2 separate regions of the Homo sapiens genome follow, and region 2 is linked to region 1. A link is an interaction called in ENCODE POLR2A ChIA-PET data of the cell type or tissue named here. Cell type or tissue: B cell. All regions are shown on one strand.

Region 1 (2,500 bases):
CATAGCCTTATTAACTACATAGCTCAAATCCATAAAAATACAAATAAACCATGTTCTTTGTGGAGAATGACTTACCCAAATTGTCCACAGTCACTGGTGGATACTGTGAAAACTGGAGCCAATATCTGGGCACCTGCTTCCTTACTAACCACTTAATGCTCATTGCTAGTCACAGAGTGGCCCAAAAAGCTGGGCCAAAGAAAGGGAAGATAAAATAATTCTTGTCATTGTGACTATACAAACTGTATAGAGTCCATATAATTAGGAAGCATAAAAATCATACAGTAAAGCAAGCACTATTTATTATATTTCATAACAGTAAAATTTCCCTTGTTTCAATTCCCTTCTCAATTTTGGACCGCAGGAACATTTTGTGCCACAGTGAAATCCTAAAATGACAGAAAAACATTGGGGTTAAGAAGTGTTTTTAGTCAGATGAGTTCTGAGTTGGGCAGCAATGAAGTTAAACACTGGCAGGCAATGGCATCTCTCCTTCATGCCTGTCCCCACGCTTTGTTGACAAGTTGGGGTGCAAATAAATGTGTGTTGCTGTGTTCTACTTGAAACATTTGACAAGGACCTTTTCTTTGAAAATCACAATTGCAAACAAAAGTCTAACCTGAGATAAAGAGAGATTAAAATGGCGAAGAACCATCTTGAAATCACAGATACCACCCTCCAGTTCTAACAAAATAATTTGTTTTCTATGGAGGTTAGGGAAGAAAACTTCCCAAACAGATGTAATGAGATACTTTGTAGAGAAAACATGAAGCTAAGACAGTGAAATGTTGGGTGGTGTTCTATAACCCAGAAGTCTGTCCCCTGCTGTTTGTCTTACTTTTTTCTTTATGCTTATATTTTAACTACTCACCGTATCCTCTTTCACAGACCCTACAGAATTGGTGACCAAAGAGGCCATCTGCTTTCCAAGAAAATCACTAGTAAATTGCCCAGTATTTAAAGATACCTAACCCCAGGCCAGGCGCCGTGGCTCACACCTATAATCCCAGCACTTTGGGAGGCCAAGGTGGGTGTATTACTTGAGCTCAGGAGTTCAATACCAGCCTGGCCAACATGGCAAAACCCTGACTCTACTAAAAGTACAAAAATTAGCCAGGCATAATAACACACACCTGTAATCCCAGCTACTTGGGAGGCTGAGCCAGGAGAATAGCTTGAACCCCAGAGGCGAAGGTTGCAGTGAGCCAAGATCACGCCACTGTACTCCAGCCTTGGCAACAGAGCAAGACTGTCTCAAAATAAAATAAAAGAATAAAGATACCACACAGGAGTAGCTTCCAAAACTCAGCTCTCTTTTTTTCTCTGGATTGACAACCAGTTGGAGCCGCCATTAAAGAAAGTACACAAATTCTAAAATCCTGGTGTTTAAATCTAACATATTTCCTATGTTAGCTGGCCGATAAGTTTGGAAATGTATATTTAATGTATCTCCACAGAAGCTATTTGCATGTCCAAGAACGTGACAACCTATGAAGGTGTTTACTTCATAGGCAGAGCAAAGTTTCAGACCATCTAACTATGCAGCATAGTTTATGTAATTCCCTCGCCTTTCAGAGGCTTTTTCAAATCTTGTGTTCACCAGGGTAAAACAGCACCAATTCAATGTCTACAAGATCAGACTACAGAATAGGAAAATCAAAACATTAAATTAGGTGTTAGACTAAATTTCACTGTGCTTTAGGGTAGATATCACCAATGGACAAGGATCTCTGCTTTTATGATTATGTAGGTTAATGGCCTGACCAAACCAATGGTCTTTAGTTTCCATTTTGGCTGCAGAGCAGTTTAAGTACAGGGCCTTGTCTTGCCATTCTACCTTATATCCCTGTGTTGACATCAAGGGGACCCATTTCAAAGAGAATATTGGTTTACTATTTCAGAGTATATACTTATGAACATGAAACTCATTCTTAATATAAAAGGAAATGGAGAGTGCCAATTTCCTTTGGATGAGATTTGAGCTAAGAACAGGAGGAAGGGTCAGGTGTGGTGGCTCACGCCTGTAATCCCAACACTTTGGGAGGCCAAGGCGGGCAGGCAGATCACTTGAGATCAGAGGTTTAAGGCCAGCCTGGCCAACATGGTAAAACCCTGTCTCTACAAAAACATACAAAAATTAGCCAGGCATGGTGGCACACACCTGTAGTCCCAGCTACTCAGGAGGCTGAGGCAGGAGAATCACTTGAACCTGGGAGGCAGACGTTGCAGTGAGCCAAGATTGTACCATTTGCACTCCAGCCTGGGTGAAAGAGTGAGACCCTGTCTCAAAAAAAAAAAAAAAAAGGAGGAAGAGCTGGCATTAATCCAGCTAGAAAACCTACCCACTGATAGGAAAACTGTGATGTTGGTCAAGTCCTTTATTCCGTTAGGTCTCTGTGTAAAGAGGGCTGCAATAACTTCCTTCTTATATTAACACTCAAAAGAAAATTTATAAAACAATATAGTCCATTTATTAGAGCAAAAAATGAATGGGGGCTGA
Region 2 (2,500 bases), 82 kb after region 1:
CATGAGGGTTCACTCTTAGTGTTGTGTATTCTATCGGTTTGAACAAATGTATCATGGCATATATCCACCATTATAGTATACACAGTATATTCACTGTTCTAAAAATCCTCTGTGGGTCTGAAAGGTTTATGTTGTTCTGGTTTTTGGTTTTTGGTTTTGGGTTTTTTTTGGGGGAGGGTGGGGGTGGAGGGCAGGGTCTCACTCTGTCACTCAGGCTGGAGTGCAGTGGTGTGATCATAGCTCATGGCAGCCTCAACCTCCCAGCTCGAGCAATCCTCCCACCTCAGCCTCCTGAGTAGCTGAGAGACTACAGGCACACACCACCACACCCAGATTGGTTTTTTTTTTTTTTTTTTTTGAGACGGTCTCACTCTGTCACCCATGCTGGAGTACACTGGCACAATCCTGGCCCACTGCAATCTCCACCTCCTGGGTTCAACCAATTCTCCTGGCTCAGCCTCTGGAGTAGCTGGGACTACAGGTGGGTGCTACCATGCCCGGCTAATTTTTGTATTTTTAGTAGAGACGGGGTTTCACCATGTTGGCCAGGCTGGTCTCGAACTCCTGACCTCAAGTGATCCATCTGCCTTGGCCTCCCAAAATGCTGGTATTACAGACATGAGCCACTACACCTGGCCTTAATTTTTATTTTTTGTAGAGATGGGATCTTGCTGTTACCAAGGCTGGTCTCTAACTCCTGGGCTCAAGGGATCCTCCTGCCTGAGCCTCCCAAAGTGCTGGGATTAGAGACCTAAACCACTGCCCCGGTCCAGGTCTGAAACTTTTTAAAGGAGAGTACCACTTGTTGACCCCTTTCCTTTTGATACTGGGAAGGGAGTGCTTAAGTGGGGGATGCCTCCTTTCTCAATGCAAAGAGGAGACTCTTACTAGTATATTTAGGGGTAATGGTTGCCTTTTGCCAAATGAAAGTTTGTGTCTACCGTCTGGGGAGACATAAACACAGCCACCAATAAGCACTGTGATTACAGCCAGAAAGGCCTGGTCCTGAGGCTAATTACACTGGAGAAGTCTGAATGTGCCCCAGGGACTGGAGAAGTCCCACCTTCTTCTTGACTACTTCTGCCAGATGTCTGTGGGGTCTCCAAGATAACCAGGCCCCTCTTTTTGTTTCACTAATGACTGCCTCTTTAGGACCTTGGCTCTGCTTGAGCGGGACCTGGAAACCTATTTACCAACCACTTTATAGGCGGAGCTTGCAGTGAGCCAAGTTCACGCCACTGCACTCTAGCCTGGGCGACAGAGCAGAACTCCGTCTCAAAAAAAAAAAAAAAGAAAGGAAAAGAAAAAGAAATTAGGCAATTTGCCTAAAACCACATAACTGTGAGTGGCAGGGGCACATGGCTGTGAGGTTTGTCTCCTAAGCCCTTGGGGTTAGGTTTGTCTAACCTGTTAAGGCAGGTTTGTCTCCAAAGCCCTTGGAGCTTTCCTTACATTACACCACCTTTCCGAAGTTGCTAGAGATGCACAAGATGAGGTTGCAGTCAGGAAAACTCAGTTCAATGCATGACCTAGTAAAACAGCCAGTGCTGGAAAGTTCAGGAGAGGAGGGTGAATTTCTTGTCCTTAAAGTCCCTGCACAGCCCTACAGGGTGACAGCAAAGTCCTTGGTTGGCCATCTCCCCTTAGCCTGGACATTGGACCCTTGACACCATGTTGAAGGCCAGTGACCCACAAGGCTGCTGGCTGCCCACCCCGCCTGCCTCCTGCCTTGGAATTCTAAAAAGCAATTGAAACAATCAAGTATTGATGTCAAGTTAGGGGAAAAATCATGCATTTCCAAACTGAAATTCAAAGTTAGTCCTTCTGAGACAGGTAAAGGAAGGGTATATGGAAATTGTCTGAGATAGCAGTTGTTCCCCCTAATTCTGCCTTAGTCTCTCAGCTGCTAACAGAAGTCCGCAGAACTGTAAGGAATTTTTTTTTTTTGAGACAGAGTCTCGCTCTGTCACCCAGGCTGGAGTGCAGTGGCACGATCTCGGCTCACTGCAAGCTCCGCCTCCCCGGTTCACGCCATTCTCCTGCCTCAGCCTCCCGAGTGGCTGGGACTACAGGCACCCGCCACCGCGCCCGGCTAATTTTTTTTTTTTTGTATTTTTGGTAGAGAGGGGGTTTCACCGTGTTAGCCAGGATGGTCTTGAACTCCTGACCTCGTGATCTGCCTGCCTCGGCCTCCCAAAGTGCTGGGATTACAGGTGTGAGCCACTGCGCCCGGCCTGTAAGGAACTTTTGATCAGACCCCATGGCTGGCCTCGGTCTTCCCTCAGTGAATCCCTGAGAAGAGTGTTGGTCTCTTAGCTCTGCCCCTAGAAAGATCTAAAATAATCTCGAATCTAGAATGACCTCATTTCTACCCGTCTCTGCCAGAGTCCAGAAATGTTCAGCTGCTATCTCTCTTCAGCCTCAAATCCCTAACCCTGGGGTGATTCACTCCTGAAACAGAGTAGATAATTTAATCCAGGAAAACTCTCTCTTTCTAGGA

What was found. ChIA-PET counts read pairs that join two places held together with the same protein. Peaks named below come from ENCODE experiments on the same cell type or tissue, not always from the same donor. Only the 100,000 strongest peaks of a DNase experiment are listed, where the experiment ranks them.
Region 2: POLR2A ChIA-PET joins it to region 1 with 5 read pairs; 4 of 35 experiments call an interaction of 5 or more read pairs at or near these places.

What each region holds. Positions count from the first base shown.
Region 1 is chr18:59,943,649-59,946,148 of GRCh38, reverse strand. All of the region lies in intron 2 of LOC105372151 (a long non-coding RNA gene), which reads right to left. Among named protein-coding and RNA genes, the nearest start is that of PMAIP1, 45 kb to the right of the region's middle. In B cell, no CTCF peak of the experiment used is centred here; no DNase peak of the experiment used is centred here.
Region 2 is chr18:59,861,151-59,863,650 of GRCh38, reverse strand. No RefSeq gene overlaps it. Among named protein-coding and RNA genes, the nearest start is that of PMAIP1, 38 kb to the left of the region's middle. In B cell, no CTCF peak of the experiment used is centred here; a DNase peak (open chromatin) is centred at 1,260; H3K4me3 peaks cover 411 bases.